Linked DNA regions of Mus musculus: regions 2, 3 and 4 are each linked to region 1. The links are chromatin loops, found by intact Hi-C in ENCODE. Cell type or tissue: heart. All regions are shown on one strand. Links, peaks and the distances in the headings refer to the core of each region. The heading gives the core; the rest is flanking DNA.

Region 1 (7,456 bases), core at 1-5,000:
AAAATATTTTGGGAAAAAAAAACTTCCTAGCTCAAAGATGCTTTAGTTAGAGCTCAGAAAGGGAAATGCACTTTGTTTGTATTTTCATGTGCCACCATTTCCTAGGAAATTGAATTTATCTTTGATTTGCATTCATACCATGTGATACGCCATAGAAGGCACTTTCTCCAACAGTTCTTGGTCAGATCTCTCTTGAACTGTTGTTCTTAAGACTAAGGCATGCAGGTGGCAAATGTAGGCAAGAAACGAAACAGGGCATTGTTCCAAATCTCCAAATAAAACATTACATTAATATTTCAATTTAACAGTGTTTTTTTTTATTTTATCTGTTAACATGATTACCAGGATCAGCAATAAAATCACCAAGAGATCAGAAAAGCTTACATATGTCAACATCCCTACACCATCATAGGAAGTAATCAGTTCCGATAAATATATTATTAGTGTGATTATTTTTGTTGTACTTTTGATTCTTTTCACCCCTCTCTGCAGATTGTAGTAGCTGTATTTTAATTGGTAGGCATATAATGAATTTCTAAAACACGAATGATCTAAAAATCTGAAAAACTAAGATGAAGTTAATAGATGCCCACAATTAAAGAACATTGTACCTAATACCCTCTTGCAGAGAGGAAATGCCCTCGGGGGCAGAATCATCCTAGGGAGGCTTCTGGATAATCAAATAATGAAGTATGATGAGAAAACACTCTAGTCAGATTCGTCATTTGTCAGCATCATCGCAACAACACTTATAAAGATGACCAGTTATGCACAATAGCCTAGTCTCTAAACATATTGGGAAAATGGAATTCTGGAGATCATCAAGTAAATTATTTCATTAGCCTGATATCCTCTCTATGGCAGGTTCAGCGCATAGTATAAATACATAAAAGGCAGGAACGTTTATATGAGAAGACAAATTTCATTGACTGGCTATCTAGCTGGCTAGTAAGGTCCTGTTTCTTAGACCCCCCTTCTCTCCAGAAGGGAGATGCTGTAGTACCAGTTTCTACACTTCAAGTGAAGGTTTCTGACCCCACATAAATAATCCAGGTAAAAATGTGATGCATTAGGAAAGAATTATGATTGCTATGATAAAAATGATGTTTAAATGCTACTAACATGCAACACAAAATTCAAAGGTTGCCTTTACAAAACTTCAAAGGCTGAGCTGGAAATGAGATCAAAGAAAGAGTTTAGGCTTTGTAAATTAATGTCCAGTGTCCAAAGCTAGAGCTTGCTGCTAAAAATCTTGCTGAATGATGACTTTCTGGAGTGAGTAAATGCTTTCTTTACGTTTTTATCTTGAAGAAATTTATTTTGTCATCTCTAGGTACTGTATATCAATCAAAATCAGTACAATCATGTGTTTATGCACCATAACTACAGAGACATTTTAAAAAGTATAAGACTTCTGTTTTAAAGCATTGCATATTTTATAGAGAAAATCGTAGACTGTAATAATTAGGATCATTGGTTTGTGAAGATCAATAGAATATTGATTATTGTAGAGAAACACAAGAATATTCACATGACGCTTTATATCTGAACATGTTTAACACCGTAAATGACAATCTTTGCTAGTAAGGACCTTTGGTACTAAGATATTTAAGAGACCACATTAAAAAGAAAAAAAGACTTTAGGAGTCTTTTATTTTTAACCTTAATTTTCTACCTCTCTCATTAGTGATGTTTCTAAACCTTTAAGAAAATGACGCTATTACTACAAAGCAAACGTGATACTCCCAATTGCTCTCTTAAGTTTCCTTATGGTGGAAAAAGAGAAATGTCTGGCCAGTTTTAAAATAATTTGACTACTGCCTTATTATTCATTATAAAAATAGTCCCAGTTACTATTAAGGAGATTTTTATTCAGGTAGTTTTTAAAAACACGGTCCAGGTGATTTTATAAACCTGCTGCATTAATTTCAAGTTTCTGGACATTTAACAAGGATCCTTACTGCAAAAAGCTATGCTGCGCCTGCCAAATCTTTCTTCTGTCTTCTCGGAGGACGCAAGGGGTCGCCCCTCTCCCAAGATTGCAGGAGCAACCGAGCCGCAAAAGCCGACTCAAGAGCAGCCGCACCAAGAGTGCAGCAGGAGAGACCTCTTTTCCAGACCCATTACCATAGAATCACTGAAATTCCAGCTCAATTCCATTTATTTTGTTTCTTAACCCCGCAACACAACGAGAGGGCGCCTTTGACTTGGCTTTGAGATGATACAGGAAGAGAGAAAAGCAGTCTCTTTTAGACTTCACAAATCATCGCCCTAGTTCCAGCCCAGATGTGCGCATTCTGAGTTTCCCCACTCTGGTCCTTTGGGGTGTAGAGATGGGAACGAACGCATAACAAACTTTCTTTGCTTTCTTTTATTTCTTTCAGAAACAGAAGCCCCCGCACCCAACCAAAAACTCAGGTACCAGTGATGCTGAGACACAGGACCCTGCCCCACCCCGGCAAGTGTGTAGCTCCGGGGTCCGGGACACTACAGAATGGAGTAGACTGGGATAAGCCTATTGGCATGAGCTATGCGGGGCAAACAGCCGTGTTCTTCCTAGCTTCGCTTTCCTCACTGGCCCCGAAACTCAGTGCCCAGCGGACCAAGCTGGCCAGGAGTGGCGATGTGGCCCCCCAGGCTGCCGCTTCAGTATACCGCAGCAGCAGGGCCTGAGCGATAGAGTGGGTGGGAGGGTTCCAAAGAATACAAACCACTCAGAGGCCAAGAATAATAAATCGGATGCCCTGACATGTTTAGTTTAGGCTCTCCTGCGCTGAGAAGCGATCCTAGAGGCAATAGGGCCAACTCGGACTCCAAGCTTCTGGTATTCCCGCCCAGCCACGATTTTTAAAGGCAATTTTCAGGTGAATCAAACTTTGTCTGGCTTGGGCTAGAGGTACAAAGGGAGCTTTCAGGGGACCCTCACGTCCTGGGCCAGGACAGAGACAAACAGTGGAGAGAGGAGATTGCTAAATTTCCACCCCACACAAGTGGTCCTGTGTCCTAAGAGCTACCAACATCCCTGCCTCAAGGGTTTTGTGGGCTGGACACTTGGGAAAGAGATCTCATCTGGGAACCAGACAAGGTCATGGGCTGAACAACCCCCCAGATCCAAGCTACCAAAGCAATTGCTTTACTGGTTTTTTTCTGTTAGTTTTCCTTAGTAACTACCCCAGGGGGGCCAAGAGCCCTCGGTAGAGTCAGGGTTGTCCTTAGCTCTTCGAAAGGACAACCTTTGCGGGCACTGACAACAGCGTGCTGGGCCACCCGGGAACAAAAAGAGAAACCACCCTTACATCTGTTCCCGAATCTCTGAAAGATGCGGGCATGCCTTGCACCAATTTAGGTGGAGGCTGCCCTGAGGCATCCATTTAATTCCAGCAAAGGCACAGTTTCACACAGCCAGGACATAATACTCTCCTGTGTAATAGACTGAAGAGCAGAGAGGAGATGTGCTGGGGGAACCCGACTCTCAGTATGCGCCTGTCTCAGGGGACCCCCTTTAAAGAGTCTGAGGTGGCCAGAGCATTCACGTGGGGACAGGCAAGGCGTGAAAGTGACTGAAGTTCGGAACCTCTGGAGTTCCTCTGACTTCCAACCCCAGAGGATGGGACATGGGGCAACTCAGCAGACAGTCGTGGAAGCCCTGGCGCCTCAGCGCCACTCCACTCGTGCGCTTCGTGGGAAGCTGCAGCGCGGGAGCTTGCTCACTGTCCCTTGGGCCCGCCCCAGGTTGATTGACTAGACTACCATAAAACAACCTAGGGGGAGGGGCAGCCAAGGTTCCCGGAGCCAGGCGGGAATTTGGGATGATCCCAGTCTCCTTGCCTGCCATTATCAAACAACCCAAAGGCAGGGAGACCCAACTGCCTGGGGCTCTAGGCCTCCGTCGGAGCCTCAAAGGAAAGCACAAATCCCTACAGCGAATCTAGGAAAGAAAGAAAGATTTCCAGATCCTGATTTACAGGGGGGGGGGGGGGGGGGGGGGGGCAGACTAGCACCGGGTGCACCGACTCCAGTACTGGTTTGTGTACTGGAGTAGAAGAGCCAGTGCCCCGAGTTGCTATCTCCTGTGGGAGGCATAGGGTGTAGGTTGAAAAGACTGTTTCCTCCAGCAGCTGGGTCTGGGCAGGCAAAACCAGCTGACAGGTGAATGTGGTGGAAGGGAGCAAAGACATAACGCAAAGCAAAACCAAAACAACAACAACAAAAACAAACAACAACAATACCCCCTCCTCTCCCACTCCCCCCCCCAAAAAAAAAGAAAACCCCAAACTTACTTCTTCGCTGGCGCCTTCCTCGGGAGGCGTTTTGGCTGCCAATGTATTCCATAAAGTTCAAAATGATAAAAAAACAAGAAATCAGTCGCAAGTGCATAGTAACCCTGTAATGTTTCCCTTTTTTCTCTCCTTTTTCTTTTCACTGTTAGTTATATTTAATGTTTTTTTTTAAAGAAAAATATGTATGTAGGTGTTAGGCGAGTCTATACGAAGAGTAGAAAAACCAGAGCAGCGGGACTTCTCCACTGAGATCCAACAGGCGTGCTGTGATGGCAAGCGAAGCGGGACGGGTGGACCGGGAAACCAACAATTGCATTCTCAAATTGTCCGAACACAGCCGGCTGCTCTGGGGTGGCTGTCATCGCCGCGAGCGAAGGTTGCAGGAGCCTCCTGGCTGGCCGCAGGTTAGCCTCGGTTGCACAGCAGCGGCGGCTGCGGGCGGAATCCAGGCGAGCAGTGGCCCCTGGGGCTCAGAGGCTGCAGCGGCTGCGGCTGTGGCAGGGACCCCGGGAGCGCAGGGAAGCGGACGCCGTGGGTACCGCAGCCATGGTCAAGGGGCGCTGGAGAGACCCGAGCTGCTTCTGGCGTTCTGAGCAGGAGCCGCTCCAGTGTTGGGCCGGGCTAGGAGCACCCCATAGGGAAGGAGGAGGAGGGAGGGGGAGACGGGATGGCTGCGGGGGGCGGGGGGAGCTCGGGGACGGGGAGGAGCAACAACCCGGAGCGACCTCAATAACTTTCAATTTCAAGAGGGAAAGAGGGAGCTGGAAAAGTACAGGCGTTGCGATTTGGCAGATGGACGGGAAGAGGCGCCTAAGGGGTCCCGGGTCTGTGGCGGAGCATCTCTGGACTCAGCAAAGACGGCGGGAGAACGGGAGCAGGGTTGGGGGAGGGACAATTTGAACCCGGCAAGGTGGGCGCACTGGGGTTTGGTGGTTTCTGTCCCAGCTGTACCAAATACCCCAGACCCAATGCTTCTGTTGTCCTTGGCCTCTGGCAGATCTAACCACATAGTAGTGGCCATGTCCTTCAGTTCTTCAGAGACCCTGCCTCACTCCAGCAACTGCTCTTGGGAAGTTCACCACTCGACTCTCTTGTTCCTAATTTCTTGGGATTTCTGGATACAGATGCCCTCTCAACTCTTAGCCTTTCTCAGTGTCTCTCTGTTGCTTTAACCCTCCCCTCCCCCCCAACTCCCTCCCCCCCCTTTTTCCAGGGAAAGTAGCTGTGGTTGTGTTGTGTGGTCTCAAGGGGCTTAGGTGGGAGTTTACCCTTCAACTTGAAGGTGCTTTACCTGATCCTAAGGGGAGGACCCAGAGGTGTGAGCTCTCTGGGTAACCTGGATGGAAAAGCAATTGTACTGTGGCTTTCTTCCAAGCCCAGCCTTTGCTCTGCAAGATCCCCCCTCCCTCAGGCACTTCCCTAAGTAGTCACTGTTAAAGAGTGTTAATCTCTCTCTCTCTCTCTCTCTCTCTCTCTCTCTCTCTCTCTCTCTCTCATCTTCTTATGCTGTTGAGAGGATCTGTTGTACATTCTGGTTTCTCATCTGGGGGACTGAGAATACTATGTGGAAAGATTGTCTCCATTTGGTGATAATGAGTAAAGGTCCATTTCCATTTCTTGCTTCTGTTTCCAGAGCAAGGGGAGTGGGAGTAGAGGGCTCTTGGCAGTAGAGAGAGAGAGAGAGAGAGAGAGAGAGAGAGAGAGAGAGAGAGAATCAGGTTCTCAGGTTAAACCACTACCAGGGAAAAGACCAGGCCCTGGGATGACTTCCGCTGTTGGGCATCCTACCTCTTCTTCTGTAGCACAGACACTTATAGTTACTGAATTGTTTTGTTGGAGGTCACAAGCCTCAAAGCATTTTTAATGTAAACCTGTCCTAAGGGTGCTGATGAGTATTCTGAAGGATTCTTTTGTAATGCTAAAGCTTTATGCAGCATTGGATTACAGGCAGGCCACTTTGAAACCAACTGAGATTTGCAGGAGTGCCTTCAATGTATGCGTTGATAAGTTAGAGGAGAAGCAAATGCCACAGCTCCTGCCTGTCTCATTGAAAAGCACCCCAGGTTCCAGGTCTCTGGAGCCTGTTATGTAGCCCAAGATTGGGGCTGAGATGGAATGGCCTGGATACAAAAGTCAGGAGACCTCGAATAGTTTTTCTTTGCAAAGCTTTAAAACACAGAATCTGAGATGCTGGCCTTTTGTTGCTAAGTCATTATTAAATGTTTTGCCTACTTTTACTGGAAGTTTGAAAACAGGCATACTATTCTCTAAGTATGAAGAAAGCAGTGACCCTTTCAGAGTATGATTTGTCTTACTTGGTTTTAAGAATTCCCATTTACACACAGATTCTTTTTCTGGAATAAAACTTCTGGACAGTAGCAGGAGCTGCATGAGATGCACAAGGGTGCATACCCACACAAACACACACACATACCCAGAGAGAGAGAGACAGACAGACAGACACACACACACACAGGAAAAGAGAGAGAGAGAGAGAGAGAGAGAGAGAGAGAGAAGAGAGAGAGAGAGAGAGAGAGATGGAGGAGAGAACACACAGTCTACTGATAAATGACAATTTATCACTCTGAACTAGGGAAGTTGCAGATGCCCACCCAATTCCAACAATGACTATCTGGTGAAAAAACCACTGTATTTCTTTGTGCCTGTCCCCATCAGCTTTTTGTTCCTTCTTGTTTAATACCTCAGATACAGAATATCGGCATCATCAACTGTGGGGGGCTTAAAAGCTATGGGAGGTTCCCTTTGAAAAGGACTCCAGAGACAGCCTTTCTAATCCAGGCTACTTGAGCTGGATAGGATGAGATTGCAAAAGGCATATAAAAAAGCAATTTGGTGGAACAGTTCAGGGAAATGAGCACAATGACGGACACCCACTTCTCTTCTCCCCGTGTGCTCTGCAGACATATGTTCTTTAGGATGAGAACAGGAATGGCAGGGTAAGTAAATAAACAAACCCACTGAGCAGCTAAGGTTCTTGATCCATCCCAGAAAAGAAGTGTTAGATGCAGTGGGCAGGAAAAGCTTGTCAAGGAACAAGCACCATTCAGAGGAAACATAAGGAAAACATTAAATAAATTGGGAGAACATTCTTTCTTTCTTGACACCCTTCTTTAGAATAACTCCTTTTTTTTTCCCCCGTTTTGGTCCATGTTACC
Region 2 (7,702 bases), core at 1,235-6,234, 1.1 Mb after region 1:
TTTAACCTGACAATCCTGCTTCCAGGAATGCGCACCAGGGCTCTACCTTCAAAATTACAATGGGCTACTGCAAGCATTATTTTTAAGTATAAAATATCAAAAACTATCTGTACCTATGCATAAGAGATTATAGTAACAAATCATGTAATGTAATATATTTAAGGTTTAAACCTACAAGAGAGTCTCTTACTCTCTTGTCTCTCTTATTCTTGCTTTCCCCTTGCCCCTCCCCCCTCTCCACGTGGTCATGGCGGCCTCTACTTCTCCATGCTCTCCTTCTCTCTGCCTTTCTCTGCATCTACTATTCTATTCTGTTAACTCCCCTCCCCATGCCCTAAATAAACTCTGTTCTATACTAAACAAACAAACAAACAAACACTACATAAGAGAATGAAGGTGGGCTAAAACGTAGTTCAGTAACAGAGTGGCTTGTATTATTATCTCCAGCACCAAAAATAACAAAAGAATATAAAACAGTCTCGAAACAGGAAGAGGTTTCTAAGAAATGCAGGTAAGAGAGGATACAGAGAGAGAGAGAGAGAGAGAGAGAGAGAGAGAGAGAAATAACATACAGACTATCAAACATTTTATATAAAAGAGTACGGGTAAAAAACTGGGCATATATAAGCATATCACTAGAAAAATCAATGAGAAAACAAGGTTGGCCAACAAAGGAAGGGATAAAAATAAAAGTGCATTATTGTGTAGCTGTGACTACTGGATGTGAGTTTATCTTCTGCATATGTAAAACTAACATAATTAAACAGAAGTAATGGCAGGGAACCAAAATCTAAAACTGAGAGAAAACTACAACAAACGGAACCCTGTGAATTTCAAATGCAGAGAAAAGCAAGCACATGGTATCTTTTTATTGCTCCTTAAGCAAGGACAGAATGAAAGTATGTCTTACATTGTCTATGGTAGGTGTGGTGGTTTGAATGACAATGTCCGTTCCCCCACACACACTCAGATATTTGAACACTAGGTTCCCAGTTGGTGCTGTTTGACCAAATTTTGGTGGTGAACTGTCCTTGAGGAAGTATGTCACTGGGAGCAGGCTTTGGGAGTAAAAGGTCTTGCAAATTCCAATTTGATCCTTCTGCTTAGTGCTTGTGGTAAAAGATGTGAACGCAGCATCCTTGCTCCTGCCCCTTGCTGCCACACCTCCCCAACATGATGGATTCCTAGCCTCTAGAACCATAAATCCAAATCCTTCTGTGAGTTGCCTTGGTGTCCTAGCACAGCAACAGAAAGCTAACATAATAGGATTCTTTTCCCCCAAGTGGCATGGGTATGGCAATCTTGACTATTTTAGATAATTGTAGAATTGAACAAAAGAGCAAACGTGCTGAACATAAGAACCAGAGTTCTGAGTGTAAAGAAAGTAATTCATGACATAGAAGGAACAAGTAGGAAACAAATCTGTGATACTCAACAGAAATAGCTCCTACACATAAAAAAACCATGATTTCTGATAAGACTGTCTGTAGGTTTTTTTATGTGTATACACACAGGAATATATGCATGTGTATTTCCATTTGCTCTCACATACACATTATGTGTACATACACAGGAGTATATATTTGTGCATTTCCATTTGCACGTGTGCATATTATATGTATAAACACAGGAGTATACCCATGTGCATTTCCATTTGCACTCACATATATATATATTACGTGTATACACAGGAGTATATGTGTGTGCATTTCCATTTGCACACATGCCTCATGCATAATATATATATATATATATATATAAACACAGGAGTAAATCCATGTGCATTTGCATTTGCAGTCACATACATATCATGTGTATACACATGTGTATTTCCTTTCTTACCCAAACAAGGGGTACTGGGAGAAATGACTGGAGCCATGGTTTTGGGACGTAAAAGATAAGCCAGAAACTTTTAAAGTTCTCTTTAAAAAAAAAAAAAAGAGAATGCTAGATCAAAAGACAGATTCAATGTGAAAGGCCTGGTAAAAGTAGGCTAATGTGAGTAAGGAAGTAATTAAGGAATTAGAGGACATATAAATCACCAGAGGAAAAAGGGGGGACTTAGTAGTTCATGCTAGTAATAAGTAAAATTAACAACAGGAAGTAAAGAAAGGTTTCTTGTTTACAAAATAATGAATGTAGATCAGTACCAGAGGTGCTAGAGTAGAAAACTCATACAAGGAAAAACAGTTTCAAAGAGGAACCTTGTCAATGGATGCGAACTCTGAATTGTCAAGGTGGAAACAGCTAGATAAGGAACAGGATACTTTACTAGCTCCTACTGTGCCTCCCCACAGTGCCTTACATTAACTGCAAGAGTAGAAAATAAACAGTCACTATCACATAATAGAAAAGCAAATTATAATACCATGCTGATAAAAATTAGTATTACACTAAGAGGCAAAGAAGCAGAATCTGTAAGCCTTGAGAAGGACACATCTCTTAGTGTCACAGTCCAGCTACAAATGTATAACCCATACCTATAATGAGAAAGACTCAAGCAACTGAAATGAAAACTATTCTATACTTAAACAGTTTAGTAATGTTCCAAACAAAGAAAATGTTAACAGTAAAATACATCCAGTCACAGAATATATGTATATAGATGCAATATATATATGTGTGTGTATATGTATATATATGCATATATATATGTATATATACACATATATATATATATATATATGTAAAATCCTTATTCTTAAGAAAGGTATACTAAAAAAAGAGAAATATATACTAATATATTTGAGAGAAGTATATAATAAGTGTAACCTTCAAATGATTCAAGAAAACATGTAAATAAAATAAAATGATAAAGGAAGCCAAATGTGAACAAAGCTTATGCTGAAATTAGATAGTATATATTCATAACTTTTAAAGAAACTTGACATAAGTGCCAATATCAAGTTCAACATATAGGACACTGTTTTCAGATAAACGAAGATAGGAAAGATCAAACGGGTAGGTTGAGAGTAAGATGCATGGAGACACAGCAGAAAGCTTACTGGAGAATTAGTTCAAAAAAAATTCCAAAAAATCTCCTTGCACCAGCTGGGAATTCTGGACCTGATACTATTTCTATTACTAATCACATTTGGTCACACTCATGAAGTTAATTTGGGTGCAAGTGTCAGCCAGTAAAGCCTGAGAGAGACAGCTCTGCAGAAGCAAAGAAGACATGAACTGTGAAGTCAGACTGCTGGAGTCACTTCTTGCACTGTCACCACCTCAGGAAACCTTTTACAGGATCTTCATGCTAGTTGTCATCAGAGGAGAATTCACACAGGGCACTTCACACCTTTCCTCAACATTTGCACCCTCACTGCTCCTTAGACTGACAGCTACAGAGTCACTAACCAAACAAGAATAATGGGGTCAGTCAGATGAAAATTAAATAAAATAATGCTCTCTCAAGCATCAAGCAAGAAAGCACTCTGAAGCAAGAATGACGTCAGAATCAGATGAAGTCAACTTGCCCCGAGACTGAATTAGTGGAGCATCCCAGGGAAGTTACAAAGAGTGTGGTATGATGTCAGCAGGCAGGTTCTAGTCAGCTATGTAGACACCCTCAGAATCACACTTCCACAAACAGAATCAAATGTATGAGCTACCGTAAGACATCTGTGAAAAAAATAAGACCAATGCTCCCCCAAGTGGCTAGCTTGGTAAATAAAACCTAGTCACATCCACCAAGTGACGAAGTGTTTTAAGTATAATACAAGAAAAGACTGCCACGTCACTCTCTTGTTCCTCACTACTATAAATAAGCAACATCTATGCAGTAGTGTAACCAATGGATTTATAATACCTGTTCCAACAAAGGGGTCAAAGACAAGATCATTTTCTTTCACTTTTGCATGGTTGGTCATGATGAATGATAAACCAGCATCCATACTTGTATTTCCAATAAAATGTCTCTTTTTGACACTGTATGACTCAATTAGCTCTCTTTGTCCATCTGCAATCTAGATCAGAGGTATTTGTCAAGTTAGTCTAGCTATACAGAACAGACTCAAGATAATAATTCACTATAAAATCATAGTACCTTGCTAATGAGAACAGTTCTTTCCACTTATGACTATTCTAAACTTAATCAAGTAAAAAAAAAAATATTCAAAGGGATGGTGGAACATCTTTTGGGTATATGGCCAGGAGTGGTATAGCTGGGTCTTCAGGTGAACTATTCCAGGTTCTCTGAAAACACACCAAATTGATTTTCAGAGTGGTTGTACAAGTTTGTACTTCTACCAGCAATGGAGGATGCAAATTATTTTATTTTATTGGATATTTTTTTTTTTTTTTACATTTCGAATGTTATTACCTTTCCCGGTTTCCCCTCCAGAACCCCCCTCTCCCATCTTCCATCTCGATGCTTCTATGATTGTGTTCCCCTAACTACCCACCAACTCCCACCTCCCCGCCCTGGCATTCCCCTACACTGAGGCATCAAGTCTTCCCAGGACCAAGGGCCTCTCCTCCCATTGATGTCCAACAAGGCCATCCACTGCAACATATGCAGCTGGAACCATGGGTCCCTCCACATGTACTCTTTGATTGGTGTTTTAGTCCCTGGGAGCTCTGGGGGATCTGGTTGGTTGCTACTGTTGTTCTTCCTATGGGCTGCAAATGTTTCGGCTCCTTCAGTTCTTTCTCTAACTCATGGAGATGGGGGACCCCATGCTCAGTCCAATGGCTGGCTGCGAGCATCCACCTCTGTATTTGTCAGGCTCTCACAGAGCCTCTCAGGAGACAGCTATATCAGGCTCCTGTCAGCAAGCACTTCTTGGCATACACAATAGTGTCTGGGTTTGGTGTCTGTATATGGGATCTATTCCCAGGTGGGGCAGTTTCTGGATGGCCTTTCCTTCAGTCTCTGCTCCAAACTCTGTCTCCATATTTCCTATCATGAGTATTTTGTTTCCCCCTTCTAAGAAGTACGGAAGCATCCATGCTTTGGTCTTCCTTCTTCTTGAGCTTCATACGGTCTGTGAATTGTATCTTGAACATTCTGAGCTTTTGGGTTAATATCCACTTACCAGTGAGTACAAACCATGTGTGTTCTTTTGTGACTGGGTTACCTCACTCAGGTAGGAGATAAGAATGGATCAATTTCCATACCTCTACATGCTGACTGCCAGTTGAACCAGCACCATTTGTTGAAAATGCTGTCTTTTTTCTACTGGATGGTTTTAGCTCCTTTGTCAAAGATCAAGTGACCATACGGTGTGTGGGATTATTTCTGGATCTTTAATTCTGTTCCATTGATCTACCTGTCTGTCGCTGTACCAGTCCCATGCAGTTTTTATCACAATTGCTCTGTAGTACAGCTTGAGATCAGGGACGGTGATTCCTCCAGTTCTTTTAGTGTTGAGAATAGTTTTTGATATCCCGGGTTTTTTGTTATTCCAAATAAATTTGAGAATTGCTCTTTCTAACTCTATGAAGAATTGAGTTGGAATTTTGATGGGGATTGCATTAAATCTGTAGATTGCTTCAGCCTTCCTCCACATTCTTGACAGCATGTGTTATCACTTGAAATTTTGATCTTAGCCATTCTGACCAATATAAGATGGAATCTCACTGTTGTTTTGATTTGCTTTTCCCTGATGACTACGGACTTTGAGTATTTCTTTAAATGCTTCTTGGCCATTCAATATTCCTTTGATGAGAATTCTGTTTGGCTCTGTGCCATTTTTTTAATTGGGTTATATTGAGATCACTAAAATCAAATCTTTTTACTTCTTTTCAAATCCAGTATGACGCAAATATAAATATAATTATTCTCAGGAGTGGTCTTGAGTATTCTGATCTCCATCTTGTCTTTCAAGACAAGACAAAATAACATGGGTCTTGGCTTCCATCCACCTATTCCAGACTCAAAGAACTGAGCAGAACACATCCGTGATTTACTCTCAGAAAGGAAGACTCAGATTTGAGATCTCCATATATCACTAAACAGGCCTCGAATTCTGCCCTCTCCCTGTTGCACAACCAGTAGTCCTGACATCCTGGGAAGACTTGCTTCCATCATCAGGTACCCCCTTGTCCTAGAACTCCTATCTAACAGGCTTGTTGTGTTTCACAGGGATTTCTAAAACATACCGACCATAACTACATACATTTTGGCAATTTTAATCCATACAGTAGTTCTGACTCTCAAGTTGCTTCAAATTTTTACATTTATTAAAAAAAAAAAAAAAAGAAATAACAGCATGGCATTCTGTTGTATTTGCTTCACGCCTCATGAACTCTTGACCAGTGTTCCTGACTGACCTATACCCCACATCTAGCTTAAAGAAACAACAACAAAACCCAAACATACAAAAAAGCAAATAAAAAATGAAGTAAGATAGGTAGAAAGAAAAAAAAAGAGAGGTAGAAAGAACTTACTCACCCATCTGCCAAAATAAATATTATGTGGATCCTTGGGGATAGAGTTTGGGTCCAAACCATAGTCCTCCAAAATGGAGAATACATGCTGTGGTTTCTTTAAGTTCACTTTTCCTTGAAACGGCAGAAATTCAAGTGCCTAAAAACCAATCAATCAATCAATCTAATGTACTACAAAAATTTACAAAAAGAATCCTAGAAAATAGTGCTTATCTACTAATATATATTGAGTGAGTCTACGTCTGGTGTCAGAATGAAACAAGATACACACACACACACACACACACACACACACACAATATGGAAAGTGCTTAACAGACACATGTTCACATACATCAACATCAAGGGCGCACTGACTGCAGGCTCTGGGTCAGCTCATCTCACATGTTCACATACATCAACAGCTAGGGCGCACTGACTGCAGGCTCTGGGTCAGCTCATCTCACATGTTCACATACATCAACAGCTAGGGCGCACTGACTGCAGGCTCTGGGTCAGCTCATCTCACATGTTCATATACATCAACATCAAGGGCGCACTGACTGCAGGCTCTGGGTCAGCTCATCTCACATGTTCACATACATCAACAGCTAGGGTGCACTGACTGCAGGCTCTGGGTCAGCTCATCTCACATGTTCACATACATCAACAGCTAGGGCGCACTGACTGCAGGCTCTGGGTCAGCTCATCTCACATGTTCACACACATCAACAGCTAGGGTGCACTGACTACAGGCTCTGGGTCAGCTCATCTCACATGTTCACATACATCAACAGCTAGGGCGCACTGACTGCAGGCTCTGGGTCAGCCAGTACCACTTACATCAATTCGTTTCACTTTTTCTTCTTGAGTTAATGTTTTATTAAATGTGTGAATCTTTATTTTATATGTCGAATCTGAATGCAGATATGGAACCTAAAATAGAAGAAAAATAGTTTAAGCTTAGGAATTATACCAAATGTTCACACTTGCCTATGTAAAATCACATTTCACTACGCACCATCTTCTCCACGGGGTAACTTTTAAGAGAAGTATACAGCTCCTCGGGAGATTTTCCATGACCCCATAGTTCAAATATAGACCTAGGAAATAAATGAGTGGTACTAACCTCAGTAAAGAACTTAGTTCAGACAGCAATACATAATAGTTATTTTACTAGTTCTTTATGCTTGACACAATAAAATGGTCATTGGCCATGCTTCCTAATCTATCTGTGAGAAATGTGTACACTGGAAACAAATAACAATATAACCCCAAACCACACAAAGAAGTTGAACCTTACAAGAAAGGAGGGAAATTCAACGTTAAGTTA
Region 3 (7,702 bases), core at 1,255-6,254, 1.0 Mb after region 1:
AACAACAATGACGACGACAACAACAACACCACAAATCAAATAGGCGCTGGTTAGAAAGAAAGTATCCATTTACTGCCACCTCACTGAGGTACCACCAAAAGCAGAAAGCTATTAGCAGCTAGAATTAATGGGAAAAGTGGTTTGCAAAAAAGGTATTTCCATGATGGACATTACGTAGACTCAGCAAAGTTTTTCCTTCAAGAAAACTACAGCTTCTGTCTCAGTGAGTACTGATGAAACCCAATGCCTTTGCGTGGCCGTCAAGGACTTGAGCTGCTGTGCCTGCTTTTAAATGTAACTTTCTCAACCAAACATTGAAGGTAGTTAGTTAACGTGACCAACAGTCAAGTTTTAGGAATGCAAGAGCAAATCCAAGGAGCAGACACCTTCAGAAGCACAAGGGCCCTCGTGGAGGTCTTGGGGTTGGATTCTCCACAGTTCTCAGCCCTTAGGTTTCCTTGCCTCTGCATGGCCACTGTTATGACTAATATGGGATTTATGGTTAAACATTCCATGAGAAATACTGAGTATCACATAATTTTTAGAAATTCCCAGTAAAGTTTATTGGTGTCAATGAAAAACAGTCACAACTAAAAGTCAAACCAAGCAACTTTACAAAATGAGTAAGTTCTAAATCACTATTAATTACCTACCATGTATGTGGCAGATACAATATTGTCTTTGTAAAAATATAAACACTTTCTCTCTCTATATATATATATACCAGTCCCTGACACTTAACAAGGCTCAAAAGACATATACATCAAAATAGTCTCTAAAACAAAGACCATTTTGAAATTATCCAATTTTGATTAATAGCAGTTATTTATATAAAAATTGTAAATCAGCACAGGTTTTTTAATCATATGCACAAATTCCCATCCAAAGCCTTTTTATAAAACGCTCCTTCTTTCCTGATTGTCAGCATCAGAGTTTTCACTCGTGGCTGCATTTTTCTTCCTTGGCAATTCTTTTTGTTACACCACTAAAATATTTCTCACGGAAAGAATTATGTCCTTGGTACGGCAGAAAATGATCACTCAGCAGGTGTGAATACTTGTCCCGGTTCTGGAAGGATAGAAAATACAAAATATAAAGACATGTAAGTTATTTCTTTTGTAAACCTCTTGTAACCAGACTAGTCATTCTCTAAGCAAGTCACAATACATTTGCTTGGCTTTACAGTATGAATACACACCCTACATCTGCATCACACTTGGGAATTCCAAGTGACATCACTTCACCTCACTGGGCAAAGAGAAAGAACATGGTCAGACTACAACTATCTCGCCGTTCCCTGAAATCATCTGGGCTGTGGAAAATACCAAAGAAGCTTCTTGTCAAGAGAGAAGGTATACACCAGGAAACTGTGGCAGTTTGTAATGTCACAAAGTTACACAAAACTTCAAACTGTGTCCGCATTCCATCAGCACAAGAGATTCCAACACAAGAGATGCAGATGCGGGGTGACTGGGGAGTTCCACGCCTATAGACTTCACAGCTAAATAAGGCCTGGAACTCAGATTACTCACTGGGCATTGAAAGAGTTGATCTGGGTTAGAATGCCCCACACATTCTGGGTTAGATGAGAGGACTGACAGAAACCTGAAACATTAGTTTCACACTCAGTCTCACAAACAATTTCAAGTAGAAACAGAAACCTAAGTTGAAATAAAGTTCCATTTCCTATGTATTTCTTTAAATTCACATTCAACTACACACAGACTTTTGGAAATTTACTGTAAATTCATATAGCACTTCCCTTAATCGAGTCTTGCTTTCTTGTTTTTTGGGTTTTTTGAGACAGGGTTTCTCTGTATAGCCCTAGCTGTCCTGGAACTCACTTTGTAGACCAGGCTGGCCTCGAACTCAGAAATCCACCTGTCTCTGCCTCCCGAGTGCTGGGATTAAAGGCGTGCGCCACCACGCCCGGCTGGAGTCTTGTTTTCTTCTTTGGCACAAGAGTCAAACACTGGCTGCAACTCCCTCCTAGCTCTGCCTTTCTGCCCACTATTCTCCTTATGGCTTCCATAGCCACATAGGACCTCTCAAAATACACCACAGTTACCTGCAGGAACACCTTACTGCACCTGTGATGAGGACTTGCAGAGAGAAATGCAGAATGCCACAGTGCCAGGCAGTGCCCCTCTCTCACCCCAGCTTCTAATGTGAATCCATCAAGGAGGGAGAAGATAAGAGTCAAACATTGTGGAAAACGGGTTTCTTTCATGGAGCAAAGAGATAGCTTGGCAAATAGATTATCACTGAACTAAAGGAGAAGAATGAGGCAAACTCTTGACACAGAACGGACAGAGGTGACCAAATTGACTGTAGGCATGGTGAAAATGACACACCAGTATTTTGAGCAATCAATATAGGCTCATAAAAAAGAACTCTGAGCAGTAAGGGCAAGATGTATTTTCCTCAGTGCCACAGAGACAAGGCAGCAGAAGTATATAGCCAGCAGACAGTTGATAGGATCATTAGCTGTCGAAATGTCAGGTGCTCAGGGAAAAGATGCATTCTCCTCATATTCTGAGAAACAGAGAGAAATCTGTGTTGAGTAAATATATGAGTCCTGTGCTCAAATAGCCACTTTCTAAACGAACTATCCCCCAGCTGTGAAATACAGCATTACAGAAACTCCTGGAACCCCAAAGCTCTGAAATTCCCTGGGCAGCCAAGGACCTGGCAGCAGTAAGTCTTGCTTCGAGATAAACCAGACATTCAGGGACTATGGCTAACATTCCCACCTCTGTGGGAATATCCTAACAGAAAAATGTTCCTCATGGAACATCTATCATCACATAGAGATGCCATACAGAATGACATCACCACAATTCAAAACAAACAGCAAATTCAATTTGTTTTCTTTCCCCGCCCATAGGTCTTTCAGTTCCTCTTAAGGCTCACACTTGGGTGATAACATTCAGCTCTACATATTTTAAACCGTACTCTCCTCTGTTCACACTGCCTCTCATCTCCATCAGGAACAGCTGGAGGCTAGGCTTCACTCAGTATCCTGAAGGCCATCAAGCTTCTCTGAAAGGGAAAGGGTGCTCTCAAGCAACCGTCTTTGACCTTCTTCATTCACTCAAGGTCTTTATTTGGTTTTTATAACCGTCCCACACCCACCCACGGAGATCAATCATGGTATCTATCATTTATGTATTGCAGAACCACAATTCTGTACATTTCTAATGAACAGAAATACTGCATGCATATGAAGTAGAAAGTCACAGCTGGGAAACCACAGAAGTGAAAGCTGTGGAGATGAAGAGTAAGGCCACAATGCCCACTTTAGGAGTAGTAGCGCTGTTGGTAAAAGCGGGTGTCAAAGAGAAATGAACAACTGCCTTCCCTTGGAAGTTTGCAGCTCTCTTTCGTATCAACTCCTCCTTAAGTAAACCTTGCATCTGACAACACTATTGCTTCCTGTCATTTCTCAGCCAGTAACTAAGCTCGGGAGGAAAACACAGAAACCATCAGAAACCAATAGCTCTCACACCTCTCTCCTTTCAAAGACAATCAGCAATTGTAAATGTTACAGGAAAGAGACGGGTTCATTTATAAAAGCACTACTATATTTGTTACCAACTGGGTCTTGTCTATGGTAATTATTTAATTTTTCTGCATTCTTTTCATCTGTGTTTTGGAGATAGGGAAACAGAGATTGAAAGAGCTTGAACGATCTGCCATAAGGCATACAGCTGGGAAGCAGCACTGTGGGGTTGCTGCCCAAGTCACACATCAAAGGCTCAATGCTTTTCTCATTATTCTTCTGTCCTTTTAAAAAACGAGACGTTATGTGAACACATATAGATGACTCAGTCAATTTCCCACATGGTAGATTAGTGGGTCCTTCAAAATGGAGCCTGACATTTAAAGGACATTCTTCGTGGAACAGCAATGTTATGGTAGCACACACTTTAGATCTCAGCTTTTAGACAGAGCCTCGTAACCACTGTCCTATCAGTATTGCTAATTGTACACATACGCCATCTAGGAACTCTAACACACTTGCCAAAGGAGCCTCACAAGCCAGTGGTTCACTTTCATGCACACACTACCCTCTGCTGGCTAATGCAGATAGTTCTTCTTCATGGGATTTCCTGATGTAGATGAAAACTGTTTCTAGCTGTGAAGACTGTACACCCGACTATCAGGAGCACCCTGCTTCATTTGCTGAAAGTCTTAACTGTTCAGAACACCTTCCATCATACAGCCCTCCTATGGCCAGGATGATCACACTAGACAGTATTATCATGGATGCACACCGTTTCATCCACAGAGAATGATGCAGAGCTAGGAAGACGTACATACTTCAAAGATTCTGAAGTGGTGCCACTCATCTGGGTGAAAAACAAGTCCTTCTGTAGAAGGAGAAAGGAAAAGCACACAAAGTTGCCCACAGTCACGTGAGCTGTGTGTGCTGCTCTGCTTCCTGCACAGCTGAGGCAGTGTCACGATTTACAGCCTAGACGGCCTTTAGACGCTCCACCTTCCTGCCTCTGCCACTGCACGCAGGGGTTACAGCTTCATCACACCTAGGTGACTGTAAATTTTGTATAACTTAGTTCTAAATTAAAAAGGCAGCATTAAAAAAGAACTTCAAGGACATTAAAAAGAAAGTGTTTCAGGTACTTATAACTTTGTACTGGAATGTAAAGGGAAATAAATTGTCAAGAAAAGGAACTACAAATCATGCAGCACCACAGGAAACGCCATTCTAAGGAGAGCTAAGGACACTCTGGATTACAGAAAGAACGCATCTTTAATAGTGCATCTCAATCAAGATGGTACACTGTTTAGACTGGAAAGGAAGCGAAGATCCTTCGCTGAAAACACTTAGGTAACCTTGCCCTAATTCTGGTCTTCCTGTGCAAGTCTGCCACTCTTGTCCTTCACCTCCTCCTTAAATAAAGTAAAAGTGGTACGTTCTCCACTTCAGCTGCTTCTGGTTTGTTTTACACGGGAAATAAAGCCTACTTGATATTATAGGACTAAAATAGTCTGTTCCAGGGACTTCAAGAGGAAACTAATGGTAAAATTTGGTTTATTTCCAACAGGAAATTTCTAGCTGTCCCCAATTACCTTTTCCTTCTCCTCCTTAACATGTTTAAATATTGTTCATTATGATTTTTATTGCAAATGAGGGGCCCCAAATAATCATTAAACAGTTCTATAAATACTAAACAGTTCCATATACACTGGACAGTCCCATATACACTAGACACTTCCACATATACTAAACAAACAGTCCCACATTAACAGTTCCACATATACTAAACCGTTCCATATACACTTGCATATATTGAGGAAAGGCCTGGAGGTCTGTGAGTTCACAGATCCTGGTGGGAGACATCAATGACACACTTCCAAGCACACTGGTGTTAAATGGTGGGATGAATTGGCAACCCGTGGGAATATAAAGGAAAGGACACTTATCCAAGAGCTGCAGAATAATGTAACCTTTATAAACATTCAAAGGCAGAACTCTATGTAAAGAAGCTGAATATGGAGAAAGCGAGTCCATTTTGGAACCTGAAAGGAGACTGAAAGTTAAGGCGCAGTGAACAGAAGACAAAGCGGCACCAACTACACCTAATGATAATACCAGGAACAGAGTCACCAAAACAATTTAAAAACTAGATTTTCATTATTCCCTTTCCGAAAAATGTTTTGGCCTGCTGTCCAGGAAATGAGATGGAAGGAGACTGTGCAGAAGCAGACAAGGCAGCTGGGAGACTCACAGTAATGAGGAAAGTGAGACCTTCTGGTGGATGGTTCTTAGGGGGATGTAGATATACACAGGAAAATCAGCTACTCAACTGTTCCAGTCTAGAGTTCTCGGAAGTCATCCTCGAGTCCAGCACCTTTGCCCCAGTTATCCATCCATCACATCACACTGTGTCTATCTCATCCCCAAACTCTTACTTCCTCTTCAGCTTCACATCCCCTCACTTCTGGTTCACAGCTCATCTCTTTACTTCTGGAGGTCTGGAGCCTTGTCAGAGCGTCACAAGCTAACATCCCCAGCTCAAGCTGCCCTTCACTCTGAAGTGAAGGGCAGGGTCATAATACATACACTTCTGCCTCTCTACGAACAAACACCCTTCATAGCCTTGCCGTCACTCATAGATAGGAGAGGCATACACCGGTATATAAGGCCTTTCACATGGGCATTGCTAGTTTTTCAGGTTGTCTCTAGATGTTTTTCTCCAAGACACCCAGCATCCATTGAAGCTGAAATATCAGGATCCCCTGCATATCCCAGAGCCCTTCTCATCCCTCCCAGACTTAAAACGACAGTTACCTCACCAAACTGCACCTGTCTCTTGCCTCAAGCACCATCTCCTCAGACAAATGTGTTGTGTTCATGCAGCCACTCTCACATGGCACTACAACCCCAACAGCTTACATAGAAAGAGTCGGGGTGACTTTCTCCTAGTGAACAAGCGCTCTATGGGTAAGGACAAAGCCTGGTCTACTTAAGCCCAAGACGTGACAAATACGGTCCCACAAATGCAAATGTTGAGTACAGCACACCATGAAGTTCTGTCTCTGTGAGAACCTATGTTTAAGTTAAGGAAAGAAAATGTGCAAAAATGGGAAAGATGAAGGAATGAATGTAAAATATGTTCAGTGACACAACTTCCTCCATTCTCACAGCACCTACTCTGGAATTTCTCCTTCTCAAAGCAAAACCCAGGACCAATCTCCTCACCTTCTTCCCTTCACTGGACAGCCATCCTCAAAGGCTCGCATTAACTCAGCTCTAAAGTCTCTCTGACCACCAAGTACCCACACTGACCAAACGCAGCATTTTGCTTCACAGTACTTCTCACTGTTAAGAGCTAATTTTACAGAACCTCCAAATCACCACTTACAAACCTAAAGACAAGCATGAACTTAGAAACTGCTTGTTCTTCAAGCTGCAGGGAGCTCCCTACCCAGAAGATAAGCTTGCAGGATTCTAGAGTCCTTTAACAGAAACCCAACTGCTTCTATTTCAATTGTCATCAGGTTTAAGTCATCTTAGAAGTGGCAGTTCCCGATAATAAGATAACGATTTCTTCTGCGTCACTGTTCATATAGAACCAAGTAAATACGCAAATACAAACAACTTGTAAAACTCATTCCATGATAAGTGAAAACCAGTACTGTTGTCATAGCAAGCACCAGCAACTGAAGGGTGCTCTTCTCATTGGTCAGCAAAGACTCCAAGGCTGGCGGGTGAAAATCAGGCATGGATACAGATCCTTAGAGAGTATGAGGAAGAAAGCTAAGTGGTGGAAAGAAGGCAACAGGCAGAGGAGGATGAAATTTGAGTGACTGCTAGCGCTGAACATAATGGGCCTTGGTTCAGCTCCAGGGTAATTACCCATGTTCAGCTTTTGTTTAAAAATCCTGCTCTCCTTATCATGGCTTCCCAGCGTTCTGCATCTGGTACTGGACGGTAGACATAGAAACCACTTGTGCTAAAGTTACACAACTATAAACAACATTAGGCCATTTCCAAACCAAGGACAAGCAGGTCAAAAGTCTGGTATCCAATACCATTAAATCTGTAGTGTTGTTCTTAATAGGAACACAGTAAAGGTGAAAAACTTTATCCTTGTATCTGCATTTTTTCAGTTCCTTATAAAATTAAACTTCAAAATATTATGATGCCTAAAGTCTATGAAAATATACTACAATT
Region 4 (7,702 bases), core at 959-5,958, 890 kb after region 1:
AATGGACTCAGAAAAACAAAGCAGAGAGAGAGAGAGAGAGAGAGAGAGAGAGAGAGAGAGAGAGAGAAAGAGAGAGAGAGAGAGAGAGAGAGGGAGGGAGAGAGAGAGAGAGAGAGAGAGAGAGAGAGAGAGAGAGAGAGATGACTAAAATAGACTGCCTTGTCAAATGAAGAGTTGAAGGATGGATTTGTCTCTAGGAGAGTCATTCTGCCCTGGGACCCCTGTGCTAGTTTCCTTTTGAAGGCATGCTGGAACTGCAGCTTTATGTGGTGAGGTGAGGATTTGCTTGAAATACACTTAGACATACTGCTTCTACACTGGGGGATTGATGTACGTTCCTGAGATTCCTGTAGTTCTCTCTTCAGGGAGCAAACACTCTATTGCTAAATCCCATAATGCACCGCCTTGCCAATACTGCTAAACCTCAGATCAGTTATCTCATCTGTGGCCTGAGCTCTGTCAGGGGAGATGTTTTAAACTGAAGAATTGTCCAGACTCTGACAAGGTCGAAATTTGCTGTAACAGCAATTTTCTTGTCCAAGATAAAATAATTCCTTTATATTTAATGCCTGTCTGTTGTCTCCAGACATGGAAGCTATTATTATTCCTTCTGTGGTAGATATTTTTTCAATGTAGTCTGCCTTGTTTTTACCACAAAGTATTTTTCAAAAATGTGTTTGGCCATGTCTGCCAAGGGAAATAAATATAAATATCTGTAAGTATCAGTGTAAGCAGACTTGACTCCAAGAGATAATTTCCTCCTGGATGCTCAGTAATTATAAATTTTCTCCTGAAATCTAATAAATAATGACCAATATTATCCAACTATTATATTTCAAATTTGTTCATGGAGAGTGCTGTGGTGGTAGCTTTCTCCTACAGAGGAGCAATGCTTCCGACTTAACCTCATTTGGATTTTTTGACACTGCTAATATTTTCCCAAGGAGTTGGTCTGAATGTGGAGAGAAAGATTTCTTTTTGCTTCTAGAATAAATCTTGAGTGTCAACTGTTATGTGGTTAGCTGGGAGGTTGTGGTAAATGTTAGGGAACCACCATCTCATAATCATATGCTTGAAGCTTTAAATCATGACTGTCAGGAATTCAAAGTTGAAAAATTGTGGATCATGTTGGAGAAGCAGAAATATTTTTCAGATTAATAATAAAATCAGGGACGCATACAAGGAACACTTCACCCAAGGTACCTTTGGCAGAACATAGGCTCACACTATCCTGTTTAAAGACGTTGGCACATGGACCCTAGAGTGATCATCAGAGGGCCTCTCTGACTTCTTCTGCACCAGCAAGCTGCTGACATGTGCCTAAGCTCTCTAAACTCAATCGACTTTTTAAATTTAAGAAAGAAAATTTAAATAAGGAACTTGAAAAATTGTCAAGCAGTTAAGGGCACTTGTCCTTCCTAACGTCCTGAGCTCAGGCCTCAACACTCACATTTGATGACCCACCACTCCCTGTAACCTACCCATGGGCACCCACACACATGTGCACATAATCATGTACAGACACATAAATATACATAAATAAAATAAAATAATTTAAAATTAAATAACATTGCTAATTTAATTTTAAATTAAATATATTAAAGCAAAAGGCATCATATATAAATAATTATCTTCCAAAGAAAATACCCAAACTATCACATCCAATTGAAATGCAGATTCTTTGAGACTAAGAATCCATTGTTTCTCTCTTCCCAATTTGTTCTCACCTACCTCTAGTGGAATCTCATATATGTGAAGTTAAATCAGAGCTTATCAAAGATCAAATTAACAATATATATTCATTAAATTAAAATGCAGAACTTCACTGAACTGAACAATTTCACAGTGATATCAACACCATATCCTAAGCAAGATGAGGTTCGTAACTGTGCCTTTCACCAGACTATCAGATTTAAATATCCAAAAGATAACTTCTTTGTGTGTGATTTTTCTTGTCTGCTTACTTGTGAGCTATATGAGCATTAGGAAGAAAAGTTTTACAATAATCCCAGAACAACAAGACAACAAGACAGAAATCAAAGATCAGTTAAGGAAAAACAAACACAGAGTAAGGGAAAAAGATGTCATATTGTGGACTAAGTGGGTGATCAGAGGTATCCTGTGATATAATACAAATACAGTTTTACATGTGCTAAAGAAAAAAAAAAATAAGGACCAAAAACCTATATCGAATGCATTACCTACACCAGGTACTATGCCAAGAACTGTTTGAAATTTTAATTGGAGATGGACTACTATATTTTCAGCAAGGTAACCAAATAAATGAGTTAACATTTTTACCAATGCTTATTCCAACCCTGCTCTAACACTACATAAGTATTTAATACTGAACACAACCCAATGAAATAGGTATCTCTCGTTTTCTAAGTTAGGAAGCTGAGCCACACAAAGATTGCATTACTTGTTTGAAATTGTACACATTGCAAGCAGTGGAAAAGTAAGAGATTAAAAACATAGAAGGTGGGAGCCTCTCAATTTAGTAAAGTCAAAGATTATTAGAGTGAGCAGGTTCTATAATGCTCCCCCTGCATGAAGGAAGTAAGATCAGAAAGGTTGGTGTTTTTCCTGACACAATATTTCTAGTAAGTGGTAAAACTAAAAACAGAACGAAATTTTCTGTCTATTTTTATAACTACCCATAAGTCCTCCACACAATTGCAGCAGACCACAAACATAAAGGCATGGATGTGGGGAGCATCCTCCACATCTCTTCTTCCCATCATGATCCTATATATCCAGAGCCATTGTGACTGTCATCTTTTAATGTAAGGATCATGATCTATGTTGTCAGTGCTACCCTAATCTCACAAGCGACATCTGACTCTCACTCCCTTAGTCACTGCTGGACTGAATTCACAGTGCATAAAAGCAAATGCATTTATGACTGAGAGTCACTTCAAAGAACAAACATCTAGTGAGCATCTCTCCTTGCAGAGAAGGACAATAGGTGTTGTGGGCATTTCAGACATGCGCAGAACAGATCCCCCTCTGCCATGTAGCAAGAGAAAGAGACGTGTTCACAAATAACAATACTCTAGTCAAAACATTGTAAGTGGGCCAGGGATTGGGGAGAAAATTAACAGAACTCAGATGGAGGACATTAGAAAAGGCTTTGGGGAGAAAAATTAATAAGGCTCAATTTCAACGCATATGAAAGAAATGAAGCTAAATCATTTAATTATAGATCCTCTTAACCGAATTTTCCAGATTTGGCATATTCTTGATTTTAAGTGTGTATTTGTAGCTCCTCCTGTGAATTTAGCAGGATAGAAGAAGCAAATAAGTAAATATTGTTTTTCAGTAGTAAAATCCATTCTGAAATATAGAGAGACATTGTGATCTGGTAGAGAGACATAATTTACCTGTGTGAGAAGTACTTGAAACAGAAGAGCTACTTGCATATTAGCATGTTGCTATTGCAACTAAGAAAAATAGAATAAAATGCACTCATAGGGTATCTAAAAACACAACACTGTACTTGAATTTTCAAATGTGTAAGAATCTCCCACGGGGAAGATTCAAGCACAGTCTCTGAATAAAAGAAAATTTCTGATCATTTGGTTGATTGCCCCATCAGTGAATTCATCCCTTCTACAACACCCCCACCAAGTGGTCATCTGTTTTATTCTTGGTGGTTTATAAGTCCAGAATAGTCTCCACGGACAGAAAATTTCATCTATGAATTATTCTCCCTTAAATAGAAACAGAGGGACAACAGTAAAATAAGGAGACAAAAAAATAAATTTTTTGTGTGTCTCCCCACCCTCTTATATTCCTAACTCACAAAATCAGCCTCAGTCCTTCAGAACCACCTACTGACTCCTCCTCTTCCCATGAGCATTTGATCGGACATGCTTGTACTCCTCACGCTCTCTCTCTCTCTCAAACCACTCCCTAATCTTGTTGTCCCAGATTTCTTAGCCTTTGTTTACGTTATTTTTTTAACCGTGGATGCTCTCTTCAGAACAGCCTCTAATATATACAGATATAGATATATATCTGGGTTGGTTTTTTTTCTTTTTGGTGGAGATCAACACCATGCTAAGTGAATCCACAGAACCCTGCAGAAAATGCTGCTTTCCTTATATTGGTTTTCTACTATGCTTTTAATATAGCATATGTGCTCAAGAAATTTAGCAAGGTATGTCATGTCTGAAGAATGAATGAGGAATGAAAACACATGAGAGAGAGAGAGAGAGAGAGAGAGAGAGAGAGAGAGAGAGAGAGAGAGAGAGCATTCACTTATTGGAATAAGCTGACTCTACAAACTCAAGCTTTTACACCAACTTCCTAGAACTACCATTGCCTGCTTGCTCTGTGCCAACCTCGAGTGTAGTCACTTAACATTAGTTCACTCCATCATCAAAGCAAGTCTCAAAGGTAAGGTATTCTTCTTAAATCCTACATAATAGATAAAGAACATGTGCAACAGAAAGGCTTAAGTATAGCCTCAGGATTTGTAATCCAAGTCTTTAGAGCCCACTAAAGGATCTTTCTTGGGGGATTTTCAACTAAGTATAAGATTTGTAGATTATATACTTATGGAGAAATAGACTTTTCTTGCAAACAGTGAATATTCTAGCTTAGTATTCCTTTAACAATGTCAAAAAAACTACTTGGGAGTGAGGAAGTCTTGTGTAAAAAGGAATAGATTTATGATTAAAGAGGAGGTGACCCAGAAATTAATTGATCTGGAAAGTCTAAGGAGCATACTGCTGATTTGGTATGATGAATGCCTATAATCTCAAAGAATATGGTCAATCAGATATGATGAATTCCTGTAGTCTCTGCACCTTGGAGGATAAGACAGATCACAAATAAAAAGCCACTGTGGCATTAGGGAGATCTTATCTCAAAAAAGAAAAACAAAAGCATGCAGATTGCTTTAGATGTAATGGGTCCTCTGTCTACACAAGACACAAGACCCTCTCTGTCAGCCAGACAGCAGGCTAAGGTCCACACCCAATTATTTCTCTTGCTAAATTTAGTCCAGTCTGCTGTTCACTTCTCCTAAGAGCAGTAAGTGGTAGGATAAGTCAAGTTGATAGCTTGGTTCTCCCACTTTTCAGCCCAGAGTCTATTTAGTCTAGAAAAATAATTCGTTGAGAAAATTTGAAACCTTTTTTTTTTTTTGTCATGATTTTTGAAAGCCAACAGATTCGATCAGATCTGAATTACACAAAGTAGGGAAGTCAGCCTCTGGGCCAGCCAAACTACCTGCTTTCTGAAGGGGTGGTTAAAAAAAAATCAATTCTATGTGGACAAGATACAAGGTACAAAAGATGAATTATTATGAACAGAAATTTCACAATTTAATAGTCTTTAGAAAAGAAAAATGATAAAAATTCCAAAAGTATGTTGAGACCATTCAAAAAACAAATAATGATCACAATACTTTGTGGTAACTGTAGAGCTTGAAAGAACAATTACTTAACATGGGACAAAACAACCTGAGCAAAGAGAGATGTGCCAAGCATGCCAGCTAGAGAAAGGATAGTGAGGCCAGACTCACTCTGCATTTGACAAAGATATCTGAAAGATTGGAATCAAGTTCATATTAGGAACAAACAAAATCTAACAAAGGTTACACCAACATCTAGTGAACAGTAAAGCTGCTACCTGTACCTTTGAGCCCAGAAGAACTTTATTCCACATGTTCTCTTAGCTTCACAAACATTTTTGCTCTTATCCAGAAAAGCTTAGAAATATTCCTTAATACTTATCTTCATGAAAATTGCTTTTTATTCTCCAGGTTTGTCCACAGTAAGCTACAGCATTATCCAAAAATCGAACATCTGGTGCCAGATATAGTATTATATTGCTGCTGAACTCTCAGTTACCCTCTGGGTAGTTGCTTTCCAGCTATAGTCAGCCTCCTCAGAGGCATCCATATTTAGGTTGATAACTTTGATATAAACACTTTCTCTTGAGTGAATTTTTAATATCACATTCTACTGTATATAAAAGTAATAAATGACCATGTTGGAAAACTTTTAAAATATTAAAGGAAATAGAGAGGTATAACTAACATCCATGAATAACTACTATTAAAATTCCACTATCTGTGCACATGGGTTTTATATGTTTGAGATCTCAGTGCTAACTAACATATTTCATGAACCATTCTAGTCACTTTTACTGAATTTATTTATTTATTTATGAATTCATTGCCATAGTGTCTTTTCCCTACAAGAAACTTTTGATTTGTTCTAACACTTTTTATATTATAACTAATGTCCTACTGAACATCTTTTAGTAAAAATCTATTCACTGTTATTTTAGGATAAAGCTCCACAATTATAATTATTGTTTGGAAGTATGCAGGTGTGTTTATTCCCTTGATAAATATTTTCAGCTTGTTTTTCCAGGAAGGTATCCTCAGTATATATTCAGCCAAAGCAATGTAAGTCTTTGAAAAATTAACACAGTACCCCCAGGATACTGAATCTTCCCTGATGATTTCAGGGCATCTAATATGTTGACACACTCTGTCCACTCAGTGATTTACTTTCTTCTCTGTGCATCACTTTCCTTCTTTCAACACATTTTCCTTGCCTGGCATTTTGTTTTCTATCTTCTATTTTCTCTATCAAAAGAATGATGGTATTACATAATGGCACATGCTACAATCATCAAAATCTTTCCCAGAGGAGAGGCAGGAGAGAGTCTTTTTAACACAGTAAGTGCCCGGAAAGACTACATGTAATTCATGGGAATTGTGAGCTATGGGTTCTAGAACTCCAATAGTAACACAAAATGTTCATAATATCTTGAATCCCACCAAATAGTCAGCCATGTGCTTTTAAAGGAAAGTCGGCCTGCTCCTCATTATAAGGGACTAGTTTGGTTTGAGGAACTTCCAGTGTGCAACATTCAATATTTACAGGCTAGTGACTAATGGCCATGCTGAAAGTCTCTGCAAAAAGATTCTTTGGCGCCAGCCTTTGGAGAGAGTTGAAAGCTAAATCTAGGAAATGAGTGGCATATATTTTGACCTGCGGATTTAGATCTAGAAATATGTGGAAATGAAGTAAAAGGCCATGTCTGCCAACTTGACCCTTTGGGAAAGGGTGTTAAAACCCTACTTACCTAAGAAAGTGTTTATAAAAGACACTTGGCAGCTTAAATGGTTGTCACAGTGCTTACTAATGAATAGCTGTGTGCAACCTAGCTTTAAGAGAAAAGGAAAATATATTTCCAAAGTGAATAGCCATTAAAGTAAGATAGAGATTTTCTTCCATGCTTATTCTCATAAACAAAGTACTTTCTGAAATTTTCCATTGGTAAATTCCTTATAACAAAGTGTTTACTATAGAGAAAGAGGTAAGTCGGTTTTTAAACTGTCATTAAATAATAAAAAATATATGTGTATATGCCTGTGTATATGCACAAATAATAATAAATCCAGAAAACAGCACATAGGAATTAAGTCAAATCTCCATCCATATCTTTGAAAGCTAAGCACTTACTTGAGAAGTGCAAGAAAATAAACCAAGGGGTTCACTTTCTTTTTTTTTCCATTTTTTATTAGGTATTTAGCTCATTTACAGGTGTTCACTTTCTAAATCATTGCTTTATCAGCATTTTACCCACACCTGACAGATAAAAGCACAAGGAAAAGAGGACTCTCTACCCCATTCAGATGACAAGAGATCATCAGGCCGGTTTGGTTTTGTTTAGT

What was found. A loop is a pair of places that touch in the nucleus more often than their neighbours do. Peaks named below come from ENCODE experiments on the same cell type or tissue, not always from the same donor. Only the 100,000 strongest peaks of a DNase experiment are listed, where the experiment ranks them.
Region 2: a loop joins it to region 1, with 4 times the contacts of the local background. A loop is called at or near these places in 8 of 42 quality-filtered maps.
Region 3: a loop joins it to region 1, with 5 times the contacts of the local background. A loop is called at or near these places in 9 of 42 quality-filtered maps.
Region 4: a loop joins it to region 1, with 10 times the contacts of the local background. A loop is called at or near these places in 18 of 42 quality-filtered maps.

The regions. Positions count from the first base shown.
Region 1 is chr10:29,530,952-29,538,407 of GRCm38, forward strand. It overlaps Rspo3 (R-spondin 3), which reads right to left and starts at 4,916. Exons shown (of 5, transcript NM_028351.3): 1 at 4,281-4,916. The coding sequence starts at 4,377. In heart, for the core only: a CTCF peak has its summit at 2,009; a DNase peak (open chromatin) is centred at 2,060; H3K4me3 peaks cover 3,047 bases; H3K27ac peaks cover 1,632 bases; H3K27me3 peaks cover 947 bases.
Region 2 is chr10:30,583,631-30,591,332 of GRCm38, forward strand. Trmt11 (tRNA methyltransferase 11) reads right to left here. Exons shown (of 13, transcript NM_028604.3): 4 at 7,391-7,472; 5 at 7,213-7,305; 6 at 6,395-6,529; 7 at 3,809-3,965. Among named protein-coding and RNA genes, the nearest start is that of Trmt11, 13 kb to the right of the region's middle. In heart, for the core only: a CTCF peak has its summit at 3,664; no DNase peak of the experiment used is centred there.
Region 3 is chr10:30,534,177-30,541,878 of GRCm38, forward strand. Trmt11 (tRNA methyltransferase 11) reads right to left here. Exons shown (of 13, transcript NM_028604.3): 13 at 49-1,068. The coding sequence ends at 937. Among named protein-coding and RNA genes, the nearest start is that of Gm22623, 44 kb to the left of the region's middle. In heart, for the core only: a CTCF peak has its summit at 4,066 (motif pointing left); no DNase peak of the experiment used is centred there.
Region 4 is chr10:30,415,984-30,423,685 of GRCm38, forward strand. No RefSeq gene overlaps it. Among named protein-coding and RNA genes, the nearest start is that of Gm40622, 31 kb to the right of the region's middle. In heart, for the core only: a CTCF peak has its summit at 3,640; no DNase peak of the experiment used is centred there; H3K27me3 peaks cover 1,571 bases.